3 separate regions of the Mus musculus genome follow, and regions 2 and 3 are each linked to region 1. A link is a loop called in an ENCODE intact Hi-C map of the cell type or tissue named here. Cell type or tissue: heart. All regions are shown on one strand.

Region 1 (8,000 bases):
ACAACAGCCACAAACTACTATTTCAAAGGCTCTCCATGCTTTCTGGTTTGTATATCCATACACTATAATTCATTTCACAAGTCAGGAGGACTGTAGAGGGGAAGACAACAAGAAACAAAGCTATGTCTGAGATGGTAAGACATTCAGAGGCTGAACGTCCTTTAAGTGGACTCTAAGTCCTACGTCAGGAAAGCTGTCTGGGTGTTTTCTGCTCAGTAGCCCTCACTCAGCCCCAGTCTGGTCTGGCTCTCTAGCCTTGCCCTCTAGTGACAGGCTGCAGAGCAATGCTGTGCAGCTAGAGGTCTTTGAGTGGTTTGGGGATTGGGCTCATAGCACTGCCCATGAGATCTTTGGAGGTGACAGTGCTTTTATATAGAAAATATCAATTATTAGTCCAGGGAGTCTGTCATCTGCTTTCTATCAAGCTGCTTTTTTAGTCCACAAAGAGTCCCCTGACTTTGGACTTTCTCAGCCCCCTCGTATCTGTCACTGAAAACAATTTACTCTTTTCATAACTTAAAGGAGATATAAGTAGAGGGTATTTTAGCCAGACAGATGGAGAAGTTGTAGTTTCTCCATCAACATGATGAAAAGAAGGAGAAAAAAAAATGGAAGAAAAGAAACTGTAGTGATCTATACCTATAATTATAGCACTACTGTGTGGGGTGGAATTGAGGCAGAAGAATTCCTGTGAGTTCAAGTCCACCCTGGGCAACACAGTGAGTTCTAGACTAGCATAAACTACAGCGAGACCTCGTAGGAAAGGAAGGAAGAGGAAGTATTAGTTCTTTCTAGTTTTACATTAGGAGAAAATACCTCACTTTTCTACCTGGAGATTCAGAACTGATCCAGCCCTTCCTACTTGGCTTATCACATTGAGGAGACCACCGTATCCTGAGAACAAAGAATCTCTGAAGCGTATGCATTTAGTTTTTGTCCAGAGGAAATAAAGATGATTCCACATTTCTGGGAAGAGAGAGTGAGAACAAACTCTGAGTGAAAAGCCCGCAGTCGCACTGTCGCCGAAGAGCTGAGAGCATGGCTCTAGAGTGTGAGCATATAACCACTGCAACATCTGGAAGGAAGACATGGAGTGTAGCTGTTCAATATTAGAAGCTTTTTGCTTTGCTGCTTCTTCTTCTTTTTCTTCTTCCTTCCTTCCTTTCTTTTCTTCTTTCTTTCTTTCTTTCTTTCTTTCTTTCTTTCTTTCTTTCTTTCTTTCTTTCTTTCTTTTTTCCTTTCTTCCTTCCTTTCTTCCTTTCTTCTTTTCTCCTCCTCCTCCTCCTCCTCCTCCTCCTCCTCCTCCTCCTCCTCCTCCTCCTCCTCCTCCTTCTTCTTCTTCTTCTTCTTCTTTTTGAGAGGCAGTCTTACTGTGTAGCCTTGCCTCTCTCCCCTGAGTGCTGGAATTAAAGTTGTGTGACCTCCAGAAAATGTTTTTTGTCAAATTATTTGGCTGTGATCCTGAAAGAACTAGTTAGGAAGCAAGTTATGACACAAGCACCCTGGTGCTGGGTAAGCCATTCAGCTCTGAGGGAGAGGAGACCAACCTGTAGGACACTTAAGGAAACTAAGAGCGTCAAGGATTTTAAATGCAGTTAGGATGCATTTTGTGCCAAACAAAGTATTATATAGTATTTAAAGGATTGGATCTAAATTTAACCTTATGGATAAATGTGAAAAAGAAAGAAAATAAGTAACTATTACAGAAGCAGAATGAAACATATAACAAATTTATCATCATAGAAAAGAAAAGTCACATTAATATACGGTTTGTAGGAAGTAGTATATTCGGTTATGAGTGTAAACATTAAACATGTTTCATACAGACTTTGGAACAATTAGAGATAGTCCATTGTGAGAATAAAGAAGAGCCAATTGAGAGAAAGGAGTGATGGTGCACACTTGTGATCCAGTACCTAGGAGCCAGAAGCAGGACGCTCACTTCAATTGCAAGGTCTGCCTAGGTTGCATACGGAATGAGGCCAGTCAGGGATTTTTTACATAAACTGAAAATGGTACCATGAACTGTGGAACATAGCCAACCCAAACACCTGCGTCTGAACTCCAAAACAGAATGTAACTCTGTGGACAGTGGCGATGCTTTCATGCAGGCTATTCTATAGTCATAACAAGGGTGGACACATGCTAATGGAGTACAAACTTGTGTCATATAAAGGGTGTGGTGGGGCTAGAAATCACCAGATCTACACTATTACTTTAATTAAATGACTTGGAGAGGGTTGAAGGGAGGAAGGCTCTGCTCCAAATTGGAAGGTATCCGAAATCAGGTGAATCATTTATTAATCTCATTTGTGGACAGACTAGAGTGAGGAAAAGTTAAAATTAATGGAGACATGCTCATCGAATGCCCCCATTTTAGCTGATAAAGAGGAATGGTTACTATGTTTTGAGTAATAATAGTCATCAAGTAGGGGGAGAATGCCTTTTTTTTTTTTTTTTTTTTTTGGTTTTTTGAGACAGGGTTTCTCTGGCTGTCCTGGGACTCACTTTGTAGACCAGGCTGGCCTCGAACTCAGAAACTCGCCTGCCTCTGTCTCCCAAGTGCTGGGATTAAAAGCGTGCGCCACCAAACCCGGCAAGAAATACGACTTTGGAGTTCCCAAAATGTTCCCATTCCTTCAGCCTCTGTAGAAAATCCCAAATTATAACAAGGCCTCTATGTTTTCTTACTTACAGTCAGTTAATTTAAAATTTTCAATGATTTGTTTAGTGCACCTGTTTATTCATCTTGCTGTGCTTTATACACACATATAAACTATTTTCTGTGGTTGTTGCAGGGAGAGGGAGAAACCATTCAGCTGCAGGTCATTTGTAGAGGAGAAACTTGTTATGAACAGTATTTTTTTTCAGTCTATTTAGTGTGCACAGAAAATAAGATCTTGTTTCAAGTGTATGGTCTCATTTTATTGGTAATTTTATTTATTATTTATCTACAGAGTTGCACATAGAGGGCATGGTAGGCAAGCTTTACATTTAACTAGCTCTTGGTTTACTTCCTAGTTTCAGTAGAGCGTTTCTTCCTCAGGTTGGAAATTCATACTTCATTGAAATTGACCATTGCAGTGGGGTCTGGGCCTGCAGGATTTTACAGTAGACACAATGTACACAGTTATATAGATCGTTTACAGAGTATAGGAAGGAGGCAAGAGGAGAGACAGGACAGGTAGAAATAACGACTAAATCTAGAGTAAAAATAGCTACTAAGGTCCCACCGAGATTTGAACTCGGGTCGCTGGATTCAGAGTCCAGAGTGCTAACCATTACACCATGGAACCTCACAATAAACCTCTTTCTCCACTATGACTAATCAATGATCGATAGGGTGCTAGGTAATCGAAGTCTGAATTTCTGTTTGTGACAGTATCTAGTTCAGACTGCTCTTCCACTACCTTGTGGCTACATTTGTCTTTGAACTCCCTATACTCATAGTGCCTCCACCGAAGATCTGGGAGTACAGGAGTGTGCTACCACACCCCGTTTTCAAAGTAAAAAAAAAAAAAAAAAAAAAAAAAAAAAAAGAATATATGCCGGGCAGCAGTGGTGGCACACGACTTTAATCCCAGCATTTGGGAGGCAGAGACAAGCAGATTTCTGAGTTCAAGGCTAGACTGGTCTACAGAGTGAGTAACATGAAAAACAAAAACAAAACAAAACAAAGAATATATCTACTGGTGACATCCTTTCGAAGAAAACCTTCAGGAATTTGTTTATTTTGTCTGCTTCAAGTAGTTCTCGGATATTCTAGAGTTGGAGCGAATGTTTTTCATGTACTTTAATACCTAGAAACACAGTCGTAGTCCACCCACCCACTCACCCAAATGCCCCTGGGAGATTTCCCTCTCGGTCTCTGTCTTTCTCTCTCCCTCCCTCTCTCTTCCTACGTGTACAACTTCAGCCATAAAATACTTTTCGTTGTCTCTAGGGTTAATTCTGTGCTCTAGACAACAAATCAAAAAAAAAACAAATCTCTTTCTATCAGTGAGTCCTTTTTGAGTCCTGTCCTCCCCATGCGACCTCAACATTGTAGAGTAGGAAGCAAGGAAATTCCACGAAGCTGAAGTCAAGTTCAGTAAAGAAGGTTCTCATACTCTTTACCACCTTCCTCTTCCAGGAATTTTTGCCAACTCACACCATAGCTTACCCACCTGGCATTACACCTAGACTAAAACAGACCATGACGTAGTCGGCAGGATTCGAACCTGCGCGGGGAGACCCCAATGGATTTCTAGTCCATCGCCTTAACCACTCGGCCACGACTACAGCTGGAACTTTATGCCTTTCTCTCTAAAGTAAGGGACTTTGCTCAGGTCGGATGTCGGCTTGTAGGTGCTTGCTCTACAGGAGCACGAGACTGAAAAATGCTCCGAAAAATCCCTTTGTTCGTAAACTTGTCATCTCGTGCCAGTGGCAAAAGGGTAGTGGGGCAAGTCCGCGAAACTGGAAACGTACATCCAGGCCTTGTGAGTAGTTTCGAAGCCCGGATGGGATCATTCTTCTGCTAGAACTTTCAGGTACATAGCCTCCTCGCTAAACCACGCTGCGTAGCGGACTTCAGGATGTAAACAACGCTGCGGCCAAGTGTCCTCAGTTCCCAAGTACGTACCGCAGCCTTCCTCTCGCTTTCCCAAGAAGGCCTTTGCAAACGCCTTCGCGCTTCACTTTCCAGAAGCTACCGAAATCGCTAGAAACAGCCAACTCAGCAGTTTCTTTTCCTAATTGAATTTTACTTTAAAATAGGCTTAATGCAAAAGTCATCCCCCTGCGATTTATTCGAAGCCTTAGGTCACAAGTAGCCAGAGCTCTATACAAATCCTAGGCACTTGTGAGTACTGAGCCCGAAGCAGGATAGAAGACCAAGTAAACGTTAGGGACCGGACCCCTCATCCAAGAGTCAAGAGACCCTAAGCAAAATTAACTAACATATTTACAAAACAAACAAACAAACAAACAAACCACAAACCCCACTACCCTCTAACCTAGTAAGTATCTTTTTGTCCTTTTATAATCTACCTTTGTCTTCTCAGTCTGTAATCAAAATAGTTGAAAGTCCTTAATTAAGAGTTACTATATTACAGATCCGGGAAGTAAAAAGTGAGGGAAGTGTACTACGACTGCTTCGGGACCACACAGCATTCTCTGGCTTTCTTCTAATTCTCACTCTTGCGTATTCTATTATCCACGTTCCAGTTACTTCCTAGACCTTTCCTGCCATCAGTTGGAAAGTAGAGGGAAGTCAGCAGGAGAGGTAGGCAACAGGTCCAGAAGATGAAGAAAAGAGTGGACGAAGCAGCAAGAGCCGCGGAGAGGGAAGGGTATCTTGTAGAAAAGCTCAGTCGCCTGTCGTGCGACCCCAAAGTAGAGAGACGAGATTGGACACGGATCCCGAAACTTAGTTATCTGACTTCAAATTCGGGTGCTCCACCAATTTTTATTCTAAATTAATTTGCGGGAAGAGCACGTGAACACTACAGTGATGTGCTTCCGTAGGAGCATCTCATCTCAGCCACCACCACCACCACCACCACCACCACCACCACCACCACCACCACCAAAAACTTCCAGGAGAAAAGCCTGGAGATTTCCAGAGCTGCCAGAACACAACGGAACATCACCACCAGGGCTCCGTGTACTAAACCCGAGAATCGGCCTTTTCTAAAGAACTCAGACGCAACACAAGAAAAAAAGAAAGAAAGAAAGAAAGAAAGAAAGAAAGAAAGAAAGAAAGAAAATCTCGAAGCTCCAAAACTCCAAAAAAGGGAGGACTTGGTTGGGCGCCGGCACGAGTTAAAGGACTTTGGATCTCTCTTTAGCAAAAGGAATGATCTGACTTGGAACTAAAGAGGCCAGACTAAATGAGATAAGAATTTTGTCTTTGTGTTGATTTTCTTTGTTTTACTTTGTTTTGTTTTTGTTTTATTGAGACATGGCCTCACTATTGTATAGCCCAGGATGGACTGGAACTCGAGGAAATCCTTCTGCCTCGGTTTTTAAATTGTTGAGGTTACAAACTTGTGCCATCAAATCCAGAAAGTTGAAATGAATCTCTGGTCAGACATTTCTGGTGGAATACACCCGGGACAGAAAGTTGTGTTGAGGATCGCGCATCTTGTTTGTTGCACATTTTTGTGTGAAGTATTACAGAAACAGGAAATACCGTTCATAGAAAACAGTGCATTGATACACAAGAAAGTACTGAGAAGCCTTAGGAAGGAAGAAAGTTACAGGTGGGCTCTGTGGCGCAATGGATAGCGCATTGGACTTCTAGCATGATTGAGAGATTCAAAGGTTGCGGGTTCGAGTCCCGCCAGAGTCGACGGTATTTTGCCTGTGAGAGGTGTCTGACCTTGCAATCAAAGCAATGCAGTTTTGTCTGCTTTCTGCTCCTAGCATCATCATTACTTAATTCTCCCAAACGCTGCCACTGAGTGAGCGAGAATAAGAACTCAAAAGGTCTAAAGTGTCCCTTGAAAGCTGTGAAACTTATTCTATATTATATTGTATTATATTATATACTTAGTTTTTCTCTTTTTCCTTCACCGTTTGTTTACAATGTCTGCTTTCTACCTGCTCAAATTCCAGAACGCTCTTTGCCTTAGAAAAAGTTCCTTGGCAGCACAAATGTTTCATCCTAAAAGCTTAATCAAAATTCAATATGCTTTTATGTCTGTAATAGATTGTGACTTAAAACAAGGAGCCATGGAAGTTCTCACATCACCCTAAGTGAATGATATATCTTTTTTTTTTTCATTCTAGAACACCACTTCCTTAATTCCCCGGACTGGTGCCTTGTTTGTTTAAAGTATCCTGTGCATCTTCCTAGAAATTTACATATTATATACATGTTTAATAAATATGCGACATAGATTTTAGGTAATATTTCTAGGAATATGCATTGTATAGGCATCAAATAGATATATACATAAACACATACTGTTATTTTCTGTGTTGTGATATAGTTTAATATGTGGTGGCATCTCATTCTTCATCTAAAGCGTGTAATATTCCATAGATTGGTTATACTATTCTATTAAACACCTCACATTTTGTTTTATGAACAAAATTGGAATGTATTAGGAAAAGGTTTTGAAGTAAGTTAAGCTCATTCTCTAAGAGATGTGCTCAGAATAAGGATGCTACACTCCTAAGTGTGGGCGGGGCTTGTCAAGACTGGAATCTGAGTGTCTCAAGGGTTGCTATATACTCTTGGATATCAAGGATTGCCAAAGGGGTCGCGACCCACAGAGTGAGAACGCTTGTTTAGACCGTAGTCTGTGCCATACAATAAGACCACAGCTCCACCTCAGGCATTCTGATTGTCTGAAAGGTTCCTCATTGCTGGCAATACAAAGGATGAGATCATCAGCCTTTGTAAGGTACCCATTTGTATAGTCAGGAACGGCCCTCATATAATTAATGAACAATATGGACAGGATAAATGAACAGTAATAGATGTAGAAACAACCTGAATAATACCAGAAGATACAGTTACAAGATCAAAATGCACTGTGTGCTGAAGAAAAACTTGAAATCGGAACATAAGAACAGCTAGACCCCCTAAGTTCTCTCACTCCTAAGAGACTAAGACGAAGAGTCTTGCAGCTTAATGTGGCAAAAGAGCACACGGAAAGTTAAGTTGAGCAAGACTGAAACAGTTGGAAGATACAAATGTGCAATGCGGACAGGAGAACTTAACATTCGAATTATACAATGAGGAAGGCTCTTCTCCCTCAGCTACCTCAGATATCTGTCACGTTCTCAAGAAACAAACTCCTGAGATTATGATTGGTCCACAATAAAGATGTAACAGCCTCAGAGGAGAAAGCTGCCAGCACTCAAGGCTGTTGGAGATAAGCAACTCAAGATTTATTTTTCTGTGCTGGGGTTAGAACCCAGAGCCTCCAGTATTCTGGGCGGGGGCTCTGCCCTTAAGTTACACCCTAAACCCAGAGTTTATCATAATCTAAAAGAAGTTTAGCACA
Region 2 (8,000 bases), 46 kb after region 1:
GGGAAAAAACCATACTCTTGAACACTGGTTTCTAGCATGTGACCCTGTTTTCTGAGCTTATAGAAAATATGAATTATATAGCCTAGCAGAAAGAAGCAGGTCATAGGGGATATTGGGACTGCTAACTGGGTGAAACCATCTTCCTAAAGTCTCTACTGACCCGTTGGACCCTGACATGGCATTTCTCCACTTTGATGACTTTGACTCGCACTTTTTTGGTTTTGTTTTCTGCATTTGCTGGCTTGATTTATGTGTTCCATGTTCTTTCTTATCTTCCATTTTACTTTTTATTAATTCTTAAGTTATGTTTTCTATGTTAGAATATTTTATTGCTTTCATTTTATATGTATGACTATTTTGCCTCCATGTATGTCTGAGTACCACATCCGAGGTGCCTTCTGTGGAGGTCAGAAGAGGGAGTCAGATTTTCTGGATCAGGTAGTTGTGGGCCTCTTATCCCATACCTAGAATTAAAATAATAACACATTCACATAGCAAAACTGAGTTGATTAAGAAAACAAACTCTCACTACAACTGCCTGTAGTTCCACCTCCAAGGGAATCTGATTTCCTCTTCTGACCTGAAAGACCATATTAATAAAATTATATAGAAAGATTTATATCATTATTTTAAAAGTTGTACAGCACCTGTGAATGTGCTCTATGGGTGCCTTTAGAAGCCAGAGGTGGAATATCTCCTGGAGCTGGAGTTAGGGTAGTTGTGGGCCACCTGCCTAGGTCCTGAGAACCAAATTCAGGTCCTCTGCAGGAGTAGCCAAACTTCTGGATTCGAGAGTCAGTTTGTCATCCTGGATAGCATGGATTTTGGAGTGTCTCTTGTCTTCTCTTGAAGCTGGCATTCTTGGTGCCTCTACTCACAGTGCATGCTGATGTCAGAGGGAGAATGGTTGTCCTTTCCAATGAGTAGCTCTTAGTGTTTAGGATCCCTTTTTTTTTGTTGTTGTTGTTGTTCTTTTCAGTTGCTGTTGCTCCCTGCCAACCCAATCTATGTCATATTTTGTGTCTACTGCCTTGGAAGGAACTTTGTTCTTCCATTCCCAAGCATTCAAAGTATCTGGCTAGATTGTCTGACATATTTCAAACTGTTTTTTCCTTATCTTTTTGATGTAGGAATTTGAGACTATTCACATACCCTGGGGCCTGATATTAAATGTCTTTTTTTTTTAATTTCCTATTCCAAGTTAGGGTCTAGCTGTATAAAGGAGGGCCTGATCATGGAGCAGGACCTGGAGAGCTGTGATTCTATTGAAAACTTTATCACTGACTATAAGATGATGATGACCCTGGGTGAAGAAAGCTTTTCAGTAGTCAAAATGGCCTACGATATAGCAACATTAACCTGTGTGGCTATAAAACATCTGAGAAAAGTAAAAAAGTATTACCCCACCTATCACCAGGGAAATCAGCATTATGAAGTCCCTTACCCATCCTAATATTATCAAGCTGTTTCAAGTGGTCCAGACAAGAGAGACCAACTACCTGGTGATGGAGCATGCCTCAGAGGGAGACCTACTAGACCGAATTCTGGAATGTGGGTTTTTAGAGGAGAGCAAGGCTTGAAGAATGTTTGGCCAGATACTATAAGCAGTGTAGTATTGCCAATGACATTGTCCACAGAGACATAAAGGCCAGTAACATTTTGATTGACTACTGGTGGAATGCTAAGCTGTGTGATTTTGGCCTGGCTGCTAAAGTTTTTCCTGGCCAGAAGCTGGTGGATTTCTGTGGCCTGCTGCCCTACTGTGCGCCAGAATTCTTTCAAGCTGAGGAATATGAAGGCTGCCCAGTCACCATTTGGAGTTTAGGAGTCCTCCTCTTTGTCACTGAGTGCTTGCCTTTCCTAGGCAGGTCATTTGCCAAGCTGAGGAGGCAAATCACCGCAGCAAATTTCAGCATTCCTCCTCATGTTTCCACCGTTATTTTCAATGTTATAGTTGAAATTCTGATGATCAATCACAGCAGGAGACCCACCATCCACCAATCATGTTGCACCCCATGATCAGCAACAGCCAGGTAGTTTCACCACCTACATGGACTTTCCCAGGTTCACGAAGCTCTAGCATTGTCAAGACCATGAGAGTCATGGGTTATAAGCCTGAGGATATCATTGAGTCTCTGATAGACCAAAAATTCAATGAGGTCATGTCAACCTATCTGATTCTACAATACCAGACACCCAGGCAAAATTGCTCCCACCACTAAGTGAAAGCCATTAAATGCATGCAGTCAGGCCTGGAAGATCTTCACTCCTTCCCTGGTTTCCTACGGATATATGAACCTTGTCTCTCCATCTTCACCTTGCCCTCACATTCATCTAAACTCCAGGAGAAGAAGGATAGGAAGACTCCCAGGCAGGGTGTCAGAAAGCATGCTAGGTGCTGCCAGGCAAACAGGACCAACCCTCTCCAGCTCTCCCACCTGGATTGTCCTATGGTTGATGACCTCATGGGCAGCAGGTTGGAAATCAGTAAGACATTTTCACAGTCCAAGATTGTGTTATCTTGTAGCCTGACTACACATGTCCAGTCACTTTGACTTCAATATACCTCTTCCTCTAGGGCAGACAGGAATGTGTCATCCTGCAGTGTCCACCATGATTTCTGGGGACCCCTCTGGGAATATCTTGAAGAAAGAGACTCTCATGGAGGAAAATCCCTTCATCCAGGAAGAAGCCATCATTCCTGAAGATACCATCACTAAAGGCCAACCACAGGACGCAGGCCCAGCTTCCCCTCATAACTGGCATCACCTCTGGAATGGGGTGAAGAAGACAATTATGAGCTGCCTTTGAAACCTGTGCTGTTGCCTGCCACCACCACAGAGATGTCAAGCCTCCTATGAGAATCTGGCTCTGAGGAAAGGGGATCATGGAGTCACCCACAGGAGCAGGTGGGTGCATGTCCTCATTCGTTTCATCCATACTCCCTCTTGTTTTTTGTCCCCTTGTGGCTGACATATAAACTTAAACTGTAACTTCAGAAGGACTAGTTCCATAGAAACCCCTGGAGGGCGACCTGATGCTTGCTGAGCCATAAGTGGATAGCAGAGATGCTGATTAAAGTGGGGAGAGGAGGAGGTGGGGGTATGCGCAAAGGAGGCATAAAGTCCTTAGAGGTCCATTGGGGTGCTATGGCTCCTCACGGACAGCCCAGTAAATCCCGTGTGTTTCACAGCTCCAAGAGCCGCCTCTTTCCTGTGTCTTTTTGCTTTCAAGTCTTGAAGAAGACCAGCCTCCGCTCCATGGTGTTGGTGCCACGGGTTGGGGGTTGACCTGGCTGAGAATCAGACAGCCTCTCAGAGGAGCCAGGCCAGATGTCCAGTGTAGTCACAGGCCCCTCCTCCACAGGAAGAGCTGTCCACACCACAGCAAGATCTTTCCCGGTAAAATCCCAGGCAGGAAGGCTTGCCTTTTCACTGTGTCTTGCTCAGAGGAAAGGACTGAGGTGCAAAAGTGCCCTAAAATTGTAAGTGGAACAGTAGCCCTGTTCCCTCTCTCTTCCAGCCTGCGTAAACATCAGAGGTTTTTCTATGGGAACTGACTGCCCATTGCTTCCTGTTTCATGGTCTTCATCATGAGGTAGACTTCTCTTCCCAGAGAAGTCTCCCTAGTCAGCCTGACCCACTTGGCTTAAAATGCATTCTCAGGTTGAAAATAAGGCCTGCAGGTCTCCTCTGAAGGGAAGCCTCCTGTCAAACTTTTACCAGACACTCACCCACCCCCAACCCCCTGCAAAAGCCATCACAGCTCACATTGCTTCGGTCCTCAGACCCAAATCAGAGCAAAGCTTATGAAAACCACAGCTGTGGAGTAAGTCCAGGACGGCTCTCTAATTACTCACCTCCTGCCTCCCTATGCTTGTTCCCTGAAGGCCAACTTCCACATTTGTAACAAGATTCCAACTAGCATCACAGCCACACCTTGAAGGAGGAGTGATAGATGTTGTGACAAGAGCAAATTAGGACCCTTAAGATGGAGCAGCAACCTCCGGTGGCAGCTTTGGGTCTCCACCTGGAGTGTGCATTCAGCTGGACAAATCCACAAGGCTGCTTCCATTATCTGAGAGTCTGAACAGTGTTTGTTGTTGCCCAGGTAAGCAACCTCACACACCCTTGGACAGAGCTTCTGAGGAGCTTTCCCTGTCCCTTCAATTGTGACATTCATAAGATGTCATCTGTCTTAGGGTTTTACTGCTGTGAACAGACACCATGACCAAGGCAAGTCTTATAAAAACAACATTTAATTGGGGCTGGCTTATAGATTCAGAGGTTCAGTCCATTATCGTCAAGGTGGGAGCATGGCAGTATCCAGGCAGGCATGGCGCAGGAAGAGCTGAGAGTTCTACATCTTCATCCAAAGGCTGCTAGTGGAAGACTGACTTCCAGGCAACTAGGGTGAGGATCTTATGCCTACACTCACAGTGACACACCTATTCCAACCAGGTCACACCTATTCCAACCAGGTCACACCTCCAAATGGTGCCACTCCCTGGCCCAAGAATATACAAACCATCACATCATCTCTTGGGTTCTTTCTCCCTAGACTGTTTCAATATCTGTCACACCACGAGGCACACTGAAGCCCATGTGACTGACATGGAGAGTCCCTCTAACCAAATGTCTCTGTCAATGTGTACACAGGACAGCAAGGTTCCTGGCATAATAGTAATCCTGCAGGGATATCTGCTGAAAACATGTCCCTATCAGATTCCACTGCTGTGAAACACACACATATTTGTTATGTGCTCCATTTCCTGAACACTAAGTTCTCTTAGGACAGACATTCTTTTTCTGTCTCATCTGAGAGGAGAAGGGTTTCATATTCCACTCTGGGGTAAAAAGAACCATACTACTCGATGAAAATTACTTTTCATCTTCAAGTAGATTTCAATGAAATAATATATGACCATAAATTATCATCCTACTTTGGTAAAAGCTACACCTAATAATGTGAGACTTTTCTTTATTTTATTTTATTTTTTTGAGACAGGGTTGAGATTTTTCAACTAGCCTTCTTTAGAAAGTATCTCACAGCCCAAATTTCCAGTTCTCCTTACTTAGCCTCTTCAATGTTGAGGAAACTGGTAGGAAGCACTTTTATTCTCAAAATCTAAAAAGTTCAGTTGTTAAGTCCCTAAGTTGCAAGTGTGAGGGCCTGAGTTTGATTTGCCAGAAGTTGTGGGGGACAAAAAAATTATACCCAAATGTGATGGTGTGGTGTATACTAGGAATCTAGCTCTGGGGAGACAGAAACAAGAGGGTGTCTAGAACCCTTATCTACCCACTGGCAGAGGGGAAGAATAAAACTTTTCCAAAAAGCACCACCCTGTAGGCTGCACTGATGTCCAGTTACTGACTTACATAATTTTGCTATCTGAACTGAAAATGGTCTGAGAATCAGACAGGCAGAGAGATGCACCACCCCTGTCATTGGTGCAAAACTAAGTTTTGCAACACAGAATTGGCTGTCATCATTTTTTATTAGATATCTTCTTCATTTACATTTCAAATGCTATACCGAAAGTCTCCTATACCCTCCCCCCGCCCGGCTCCCCAACCCACTCACTCCTGCTTCCTGGCCCTGGCATTCCCCTGTACTGGCGCATATGATCTTTGCAAGACCAAGGGTCTCTCCTCCCAGCCATCATCATTTTCAAATGAAGCATGCATATAAAAAGAACTCATGGGTTCACTTTGTCCAAAATGGTACAGTGAGTCCCATGAAACAGTTGAAAAAATTTGCAAGATAAAATGTAGGTCATTAAAGAATAAATGGATATGTTATTTTTCTGGGAGGAGTTCCAGGGGCTATAAAAACATGAAATTTACAAACTGCATTCAGCATTTCTATGTATGTCTATGTCCTACCAATTCCTGTCCACATAAATTAGCAAACACTAAAACTTCCCATGTGTCTTCAATGAAGTGAAAATAGTTGGAGGTGAACCAGAGTCCTGCTGCATTTTTAGCCTATGTTTCTCCAATGGTTTTCACATTTAAATGCTTAGCCTATACAACCTATTAAGGCACACATTATTGAAATAAGAATAGGCTTCATGAACAATAAATGTGTGTGTGCATGTGTCTATGTGTGTGTGTGTGCATGTGTGTTTCTGTGTGTGTATGAAGATAGATTTGGGTTTTCTATGTAGCCTGTCTAAGGCTGTCCTACTAATCACTGAGACTGATCAAAATCTTAAGGCAATCCCCATTTGCCAAAGTTATGAGTGTTGAGAATGTTAGGGATTCACTATCAAACAAAGATAAAGAAAAAACTTTGAAGAAAACAGTCACTGAAGAGAGGAAATTCTTTTCAAAATATACTTTCATTTACTATAGCATTTTTAAAAGAAATGAATATAAATGACAGATTTTTAAAAAATGGTTAAGCTATCTATTTTAAATCAAATATTAAAATGTAGACTTCAAAATCTATAAAAAAAAAGGCTAAGACAGTAATTGGACAGTGATTGGGCAGTAGAGGAGAAAGGTAGGAAGGGAGACTCAAGAGTGTGGGGTGGGGTAGGTAGGAAGAGAGGAGGAAGGTGAGAGGAGAAGAGAGGATGGAGGGAGAGGAGGAGATGCCACCATGAACCAGAGCCCCTTGGCCAGGAGAAACCTCAAGAAGCAAGGGGTCTCATAGTTGGTGAATAAGTTAGTACAGTGCTAGAACTGCCCAATCCAGGCACACAGCTTATAATTATAATATCTGGATTATGTGGGGTTTTATACCTATGTAATAGGATTGGAGACTCCAGCAACAGGGCTTCAGGGATTGTGCACACTATAGAATTCCATAAAGACATAAAGATAAAAGAATTAGTAACTTTACCTGTCTAATTCATCAAGTTCCGTTATCTTTTTCTCTCTGGTCTTCTAAAAATTTTGCCAGGTAGTCATTGTTTTTTATTAGAGCCAGTCAGTATAAGTGAAGTGTGTGAATAGTCAGTATAAGTGTGAAGCTATCCTATAAAAATAATAATTTATAACTTTCAGAACTTGATATTTCTCATGTGAAAGACACAGTGGAACTCACATCCTCTGAGGTTCTGTGAGTCACATCCTTGGCCTCACGCACAGTGCTCTCACACAGATCCATTCTTCATAAGCCATCAGAGTACATTTGATACCTGTGTCATTTAATTCACAACCTATGTCTTAGTGAACCTCTTGAAACAGAATGTCTGCCATGGGTTCCTGATACCATGAGTAGAGTCTAAACAGTTTCTTCCATAGCCTGGTGAGAATGCAAATGCTTCTGAAATGCTGTCAGCTCCAAGTCATGGAAGCAGAGAATGTTTGCCAAAAAAGCACCATGTAGAGAGGATAACGTGGCACAGTATTTCTTCCATACTGGACCTATTGTACGCATATTAATACTATTTCTCTAACAAATGAACATGGCATTTATGTTAGACTTCGTATTCTGGGAAAATGATATTCTTTGGAATATGAAGGATTAAACCCTGTGTTAGAGATGCAATTTAAGTAATCTCTCAAGGAAAACACTGAAAACTTTTCTACTATTATTTAATTTGGAGACTTGGGCTTTTTTCCTCACAAGTCCTTTACAATGAAGCTGTAATGAAAATCAGCATAAAATGCAATAATTGACAATATGCCCTTGGACAACTTCTCCAACACTTGTTTTTACTTCACTTATATTGCATTGTGATTGAAATAAGTATTTAGTTGGAAATGATTATCAGAGTGAACTATAAATTTTCATAGGCCAGGCATGGTAGTGAATGTTCAAAGCCCATCACTTTAGAGGTGAAGGAAGATACAAGTTCAATGTCATCCTCATTACATAACAAGTTCCAGGCTAACCTTGATTGTGTAAGATTCTGTCTCAAAAACTAAGGGACAAGCCAACTCTCTAGCTACCTAATTACAACTAAAAGTCCAGTGTTGTCAGAGCTATATGAAATGAACTGACATGCTGAAATGGATACCATGTGGATTATTTTCTGACAGGAAGAT
Region 3 (8,000 bases), 64 kb after region 1:
TTAGAGTTCTGTCTCTTTGATCAGAATCCCACAATAGTATGTCCATCTCAAATCCCAGTACCTGGCAGACAGAGACAGGAAGAGTACTGCGAGTTCCAGGCAAGCCTAGGCTACAGAATCAGACCCTGTCTCCAAAGAGACATAGAAAAAGAAAGGAAGAAGGAAGTGAGGAGGGACAGACAGACAGAAAGACACAGAGTTACTGTGGAAGCTGAGAGAAGCAGGCCTGGTGGTGCCTGTAATCCCAGCTTCCTAGAGGCTAAGGTAGGAGATTGTAACAAATGCAAAGTCACCCTGGGCTATGAGGTGAGCTCCAGGCCAGCTTGGGATCCAGAAAGAAAGAACAAAGACTTGGAAATTTATTATTTGATTTTTGAGACAAAGTTTCAGTGTGTAGCCCAGGCTGACTAAGAATTAACCACAATCCTCCTTATTACTGGGGTTACAAGTGATCACCAACCACATGCCTGAATTAGACCACTGATCTCAAAAGCAGGGGGAGTAAGTAGAGGTTGGTGTAGACTGTGGCAAAGGAGAGATCCTGGGGACTCAGACAGAGACAGATAAAGAGCAGAGGGAATAGACATTTCACACGTGGTGCTGCTGAAACCAACAGGACTTTTAATAATTTGAAGGGTGTTAATAGGTGAGAGAAGTTGGATCTTACCACAGGCTTTAAGGAGGATTGTTGGTTGGGGAGTGTCCTAGTTACTGTTCTATTGCTGTGAAGAGATACCATGACCAAGGCAGCTTAGAGAAGAAAGCAATTAACTGCGGGCTTCCTTACAGTTTCAGAAGGAAAGCCCATGACTATCATGGAAGGAACCATGGCAGCAGGTAGCAAGACTTGGTGCTGAGGCAGTGGATAAGAGCTTACAGAGAGAGTGAGACTGGGCCTGACTTGGGCTTTTGAAACCTGCAAGCCCACTTCCAGTGACACACCTCCTTCAGTAAGGCCACATTTTCCTAATACTTCCTAAACAGTTCACCAACTGGGAACCAAACATTCAAATATATGAGTTTATGGGAGCAGTTCTCATTAAAACAAATACAGTGAGTTTAGCTTGTGACATACATGTCTGGGACTTGGTTGGAACTCCATCTCTAGTGTCTCAGGAACCACTGACTCCAAACACCCCACAGTGGAATGTTGTCATAATTAGAAAGTATGCTTGAGTGGTTTCTGTGTGATCATGATTAAGGTGTGGCACCAGGCAGTTTAAAATTTAGTTGTCTGTGTTTGATGGCCAAAGATCCTGAGCTTATGTGGAACTGTAGACTTCAGCCTCTGTGTTAGACATTAAAGGAAACACTACAGCAGACCACACGGACAGTGGACTGTGGCGAGTCTGGAGCATACCAGTGTTTGGAAGCCATTTTCTGCAATGTGGTTGTTTTCTTCTTCATCTCATTCCTAAAGTCCCTGCTTGGACTCCAGGTCAGAAGAGCTGGCCCTCAGCTTTTCCCTAACATTCTCTACCACTGTACTTCTTTTTAAATTTCTGTGTGGACTTCAAAACTCACCAGTTAAGTGAGTGTCCAATATTGACAATTAATCCTGGGCAGAATAAAGAAAGAAACAGACAGCTGGTGCAAGGCAGCTCTGGGCCTTCAGTGTCCTGTACTGGGGAGGCAGATGCCTCCGAGTATCAGGAGTTCAGGGCAGTCTCAGCTACTTAATAAATCTGAAACCAGCCTGGGTTACAAGAAAAAACACTTCTCAAAACAACAGACAAAAGAATCCCTGGAAGGCAGACCTTTCTGTTTGTAAATGATGCTTTGTCCTTCAGTACGGAGGGGCTGGATGAGAGTAAACAATACAGTAGGTCTGGAGTTGATCCTGGACCACAGACAGATGTTTGATCGAACAAAATCTGAGATCAGTCCTGGGCTACAGAAGCTAGCCTCAGCTATAGTGCAAGACAATGTCTCAGAAAGAAAAGAGAAGAGAAGATAGGAGGGGAGGGGAGGGGAGAAAACAGGCAGTGAGCCATTTGTTGATCCTTTGGCACAGATACATCTGTGAATGTCTGAACTGTGATAAATTATATATATTTGTCATATTTTTCTTTTACATGTTCAGTGCTTTCTGAGCTACATATCATTCTGTAATATTCATTTTCATTGTAAGGGTAATTGTTATTATCTTATTTACTTTAATTTTGTAGTAATGGCAATCTAACGCAGGGCCAGGTACGCCCTCTGTCATTGAAGCAGGTCCTCAGCCTAAGTGGTCCTTTACACGGTCAGTCTTCCAGCACACACTGCATAAGCTTGAATGCTCCAGGGTGGGGAGAAAGCTTCATAAAATCCAATTCTCTGTAGAATTCGGTGAGCCTTATTGAAGAAGGGAGATTGGATTTTTATAGAGTCTAGCATAATCAGAAAATACATCTTAGAACCTCAGAAGTAGGAAAAGGAATTGAAAATAAAACATGAATGTCTGAATGTTTTGGAGTTTGATGCTTTTTGCAGTTATTCTGTGCAAAATCTACAAGAAAAGACTCAAAGACATCAAGTTTTAAGATGACTTTTTTTTTTTCAATTACCTGTAGTCAGTTTGTTAGTTTTGTTACTTACAGCCTTTTAAAAATTAGTACCTCAAAAATAAAATAAAACATTAGTACCTCGCTATACATCAGAGTCATTTAGTCAATGCCTCATCCCAAACTCAAGCATTGCAAGTGTGCACTATCATTACTGATAAGTTTAAAGTTCATAAATTATTATCACTTCTTCTCGGTGTGTAGTACAAAGGAGCACACCTCAGCTAGTCTAGACTCTGCATCTCTAATCTCATGATCGCAAAACCAAAGCTCTGTAGTGTCTCAGGAATTATTGGAAAGTTTTTCTCTAATTATATCATTTTTCCATGTACATATTCCAACACAAGGCTGTTCGGTTTCTCAGCAAAGTTTAATAGGCGGGATGTGTTCCAACTCATAAGATGTGAAGGAAAACGCTCCAGTTCAATTAGTGTGAATATCAAGTGAGACTAATAAGAACAAGGCAAAAAAAAAGAAAAGAAGAAAAGGCCCCGCTGGGATTTGAACCCAGGATCTCCTGTTTACTAGACAGGCGCTTTAACCAGCTAAGCCACGGAGCCAGAACTGGAGAAGGGTGTAGTTATATGTTATTTGAATACGATAAAACACGTTTGTAAGGGTCAGCAATTCTGGAAATTAGCTTAGATATTAAAAAGATCAGAAATACTAATCACAACCAAAGAACTTTCTCTTAAAATGGCTGCATATCGTAGCTGGATTGAAGGAGCGACCTTCCGTTGGCAAAGGCCTTTTGCGGAAGCCAGAGGAAAGAATCTTGTCTCATCCATCGCAGCGTCAAAGCCGCACCTGCGGCTGTGTAGTTCCAAGTGAGAGCCGCATCTTTGGAAGTCTCAAGCGGAGCAAAGAAAGCCCTTTCTTAGGCGCGGTTCATCTGGTTTAAGGAAAAACAAAACAAAAACTCAAAAAAAATTTGAATGATACAGCACTTCTTGAGGCTGAATCCCAAACAAGATAAGTCAGTGCGATTACTTACTTCAAAAATTAAAGGTCAAAGAAGAGAGAAAGAATGGAAGGGAGGGAGGGAGGGAGGGGGGGAGGGAGGGAGGGAGGAGGGAGGAAGCAAAGAAGAGAAAAAGCAAGCAAATAAGCAAGCCAGCCAGCCAGCTAGCCAGCCAGCCTGTCTGAGATCTTTTATAAGAAGTAAGGAAAGCCAACGCTGGCGACCTGGCCGGTTAGCTCAGTTGGTTAGAGCGTGGTGCTAATAACGCCAAGGTCGCGGGTTCGATCCCCGTACGGGCCAGTAAACTGCTTAGATTTTACAACTGGAAATGTAGGACTCTGTCCTCTACAGTTCTATTCTCTCTATAAACACAGTTCATCCCACCAAACCTTATTAAGATACCGGAACTTGAATGAAGTGAAGTTGTTCACTCACCACTTTTGTCAAATATCATTATAAAGCCTTTCAGATCACTTTGTCTGTCTTTCTCTAGCTGGAATTTCCACATCACTCATTGCCTATTTGTACTCATTACTGGCACCTGGCTTTTCTTCACTTCCACTAGACCTGGACATGGTATGTTTGTTCCGTTATTGTTCTAGAATGCTCTCCTATCTGATAGCTCCAAACCTTGAGCATCACCAGTAAGCATCATCCCTTTTCCTTATTTTTGCTTTCATCTTCATATCAGCGAGAGTAATAATTTATTCCTTGAGAATTGAAGCTCTGGGCAATTCTCATGTTTTAACTGTTAGATCTTAAGTGCTGGCATATAATAGATAGAGTCCATATGTTTTTTGCTGTATGAAGGACAATAGGCACATATGCAGGCAAAACACCCATAAAAATAAAAATAAAATAAAATAAAATAAAAAAGGTTGAAATCCTCAGTATATTTTATCCCTGTAGGAAGTAAAAACATTCAGCGAAGAAATGTAAATACATCTACGAAGTAATGCATGGTTGCATTGGAATCATATCTAAAACCAAGCTGCCAGTCATGGTCATTTGTATTCACACAGCAGGGAAACAGTTTGACAGTGGGCTGGGTAAGTTTGCAACCTTGTACTGGTTAGTTTTTGTCAACTTGACACTAACTGTAATCACTTTATAAAAAGGAACCTCGGTTAAGGAATTGCCTCCATTAGATTGGTCTGTAGGTGCAGCAGATTGATTTATGATTAATGTAGGAGGGCCATGCTCACTGTGGGCAATGCCTTCTTGGACAGGTGGCTCTAGGCTGTATAAGAAAGCTGGCGGAGTACAAAGAATTGAAGCAAGCCAGAAAGCAGCATGCCTCTATGGTCTTTGCTCTAGGTCCTGGCAGGTTCCTATTTTGAATTCCGGAGCCATCTTTCCTCAAGTATGATCTATATATAATCTGTAAGGTGAGAACAAGCCCTTTTCTCCTTCAAGTTGTTTTTGTTCATGGTGTTTTATCACAGCAACAAAAGCAAACTTGAGTCTCAGGGTTAAATTTCCCTAGGATGGAGGATTAGCAGATAAACCTGTGTATTAGTCAGGGGTTTCTAGAGTCACAGAATGTTAGGAATTGGTCCTAATGCTTTGTCTTCCAAAGAGCCGAGCTTCCAGACCTGAGGGTACCTGCCCCCAGCTGGCTTTGATTGGTAATAAAGAATTGCTGTACAGCCATTGACTGGGCAGGGAGGAGGGCAAGAGACAGGGGCAGAGGGAGGGAAGAGGAATCACCATGACTGGGAGGAAGAAGGATCAGATTTAAGAGCTTCAGGAGAGAAAGCATCCATCAATGCAGGTGGAAAGGGAATGTGGCCCTGTGTGTGTGTAATCCCCAGAAGGTAACAGGGCAGCAGAGATGAACTATAGAGTTTAGAAGGTGTAATGTCAGGAATACTGGAGGGAAATGTATGCTAGCAGTGGAGAGGATTAGAATTGTTCAGCCATTGAGCTAGTCAAGGCATATCAAATTAGCTGGAATTTGTGTATCTCATTCGTGAATCCAGAGGACTCGAATGATTGGCTGGAAATGAGACCAGGAGCCTAAAGCAGATTAACTCATTTACTGCTACAACAGAATTTATGGAATGTCTCTATATATTAAAGGAAATTATTGAAATGACTTACAATCTAGAGTCCAACTAACCCAACAATGGGCAACTGTGAATAGGAAGTCCAATAAATCTAGTCCCAGGAGGCTAGATATTTCAGCTGGTTTTCTGTATAAGCTGGAATCCGGAAGAAGTCGGTTCCAACAGATGTGCTAGCAAGTAACTGCAAGCAGGCAAAGAAGCATGAACCTGGACCTAAACTGTTCTTGGAATTTGCTTTGTCCCAGGCTAGCCTTGAACTCAGAGATCTGCTAACTTCTGTCTCATGGGATTAAAGGTGTGTACCACCTCTATGCCTCAAGATCTGGATCACAGCTGTGCCCTCCATTTCTGGAGTGTAGTTCCTTCTAGACATAGTAAAGTTTACAATTGGGAATAACAATCACAGGTTGTAATGCCAGCTTTTAAGATAGAGATAGAATGGCCTTCAGTCTCAGAATTGACATGTGCTACAATGTTGTCTGTCTTTTTTTCTTTTTAATCCTCACTCCAGTGCTGGAGAACCTGTTGACTGACAGCAGGCTTGGTCAGTTCAGCCACTGTTTGTTGAGTGCCCTCTAAGTTTCTTACCGGTGCTCTGCTGGTCTGACATGGAGAGGATTCCAGGAATCCCTGCACAGTCCAGAGACAGAGGCAGAAGAAGGCACTCAAATCAATGGCTGAACCAGACTTGCAGAGAAACAGGTTGTCACTCTAAGTCAGGTCATGGAAAGAAACTGCAGTGATGTGTTTTGAGGAAGAAGAAACCAAAAGAACTGGAGATCCCCTATAGATGACAGCTCTGCCAATAATGAGTCGTTGACAGAACTATAAGAAAAAAAAAATGCCAGTTAGGGCTGTGGTTGTTTTGTTCACAGTTGCAACAGGCAACTAATAGAGTAAGTGCCACACAACAGCAAGATCACAATCCATCCTCAAAATACTGCCTAGGTCCTGGCAGGGATGGATCTGTGAGGGGCCACTGGTCATCTTTTCCTGGGTCTACACACAGCAGTCGGCATCCACAGTGGGGCAGGTTCAGACTGCCCTTACAGGGAGACTTAGGAAGAATTCTTCCTGGTGTGGAAGCCATTTCAGAGGCTTCTGAGCCAGCATCACACAATGCAAGAGGAAGCCTGGCTAGTGACCAAGACCGGAAAATTGCCTTGCTATAAATAGCACTGTGATAAACTGTCTTGTATGACAACATGTTTCTAAAGGTGGCTTCTAGACCTGTGTGTGTCCCTGAAACACTTCCAGGGAGTCCACAGGGAAAAAGATTGAAAACATCAAAATACTGTCAAACCCACAGTGGAGGTTTTTTTCTTCTTAAAAAACAAAAACAACAAACAAACAAACAAACAAAAAACCCCAAAAAAACCCACTTCATTATTAGAAAAAAGTTGCAAATGAAAAAAAAAATCAACACATCAAAATTAGCCATACCCAAAGACTAACTCAATAGGTTTTCTACATACAGTAGCCATTCAGATGAAAGCTGTAGAACTTCATATTGGATTTTATATTAGCAAATAAGTTGTTATGCATTTATCTATCACCCCATTTGTGCCTATTACTTGCATCCAGTCCTTCCTCATTCCTCAATGTTTAGCCTCCCTTAGTCTGTTTTCTGTACAATACACATTTGCTTACATATATTATGGGCTAGATTCCACATGTGAAGGAGAACACGCAGTTCTGTTCTTTCTAAGGGTGTTTGATCTCACCTAGTATTATACATTCTAAGCATATCCATTTTTTTCACATTTTTTATGTTTAGAGCTGAATAGTATTTTATTTTTTCTTCATAATATCTTATTTTTATTTAACATATTTAACATATTTTTTATTATCCACTCATGTGTTGACAGACAGGGTGTTTCTAATTCTTTGCTATAAGGAATAAAACAATAATATACACAGGGCTTGAATACCTCTATGACAGGGTGGGAGTTCCCTGGATTTATGCCAAGCACTGAAATACATGTGGTCAAATGGCCATTCTATTTTTAAATTTTTGAGAAATTTCCAAACTGATTTCCACAACGGTTGTTTTCACTTGCACCCCCACCAACAGTCCAACAGTGAACGAGGGTTCCTTTCTCCACTTCCTCTCCAATATTTGCTGTCAGATTAATGATAGCCACTCTGACCAGGCTGTTAACTGCATGTACTTGATGGTCAAGAACACTTTTATTAAATCGTTATTGGCCAAAAAAAAAAAAGATTGAGATAGGATGTAGGATGACTGCTCTGAGTTTAAGGGCAGCCTGGGTTAATGGAGAGACCCCAAGAGCTCAGCTGGTACAGTGTATGCTTAATATGCACGAAGTTGGATACCTAGCTAGGGTTTTACCACATAAAACCCTGCACCATGGCTCGGGCCTGTAACCCAGGACATAGGAATGAAGACAGAAAAGTGGAAGT

The links. A loop is a pair of places that touch in the nucleus more often than their neighbours do. Peaks named below come from ENCODE experiments on the same cell type or tissue, not always from the same donor. Only the 100,000 strongest peaks of a DNase experiment are listed, where the experiment ranks them.
Region 2: it touches region 1 in a loop (2.4-fold over the local background); 3 of 42 quality-filtered maps call a loop at or near these places.
Region 3: a loop joins it to region 1, with 2.4 times the contacts of the local background. A loop is called at or near these places in 11 of 42 quality-filtered maps.

What each region holds. Positions count from the first base shown.
Region 1 is chr13:21,915,496-21,923,495 of GRCm38, reverse strand. It overlaps n-TRtct3 (a tRNA gene), which reads left to right and starts at 6,249; the gene lies at 6,249-6,334. n-TSaga5 (a tRNA gene) reads right to left here and starts at 4,281; the gene lies at 4,200-4,281. It overlaps n-TQctg10 (a tRNA gene), which reads right to left and starts at 3,296; the gene lies at 3,225-3,296. In heart, no CTCF peak of the experiment used is centred here; a DNase peak (open chromatin) is centred at 4,235; H3K4me3 peaks cover 3,251 bases; H3K27ac peaks cover 1,062 bases.
Region 2 is chr13:21,869,455-21,877,454 of GRCm38, reverse strand. It overlaps the pseudogene Gm11278. Among named protein-coding and RNA genes, the nearest start is that of n-TIaat10, 8.7 kb to the left of the region's middle. In heart, no CTCF peak of the experiment used is centred here; no DNase peak of the experiment used is centred here.
Region 3 is chr13:21,851,127-21,859,126 of GRCm38, reverse strand. It overlaps n-TIaat11 (a tRNA gene), which reads left to right and starts at 3,734; the gene lies at 3,734-3,807. It overlaps n-TTagt4 (a tRNA gene), which reads right to left and starts at 3,106; the gene lies at 3,033-3,106. In heart, no CTCF peak of the experiment used is centred here; DNase peaks (open chromatin) are centred at 3,776 and 6,716; H3K4me3 peaks cover 1,459 bases; H3K27ac peaks cover 1,254 bases.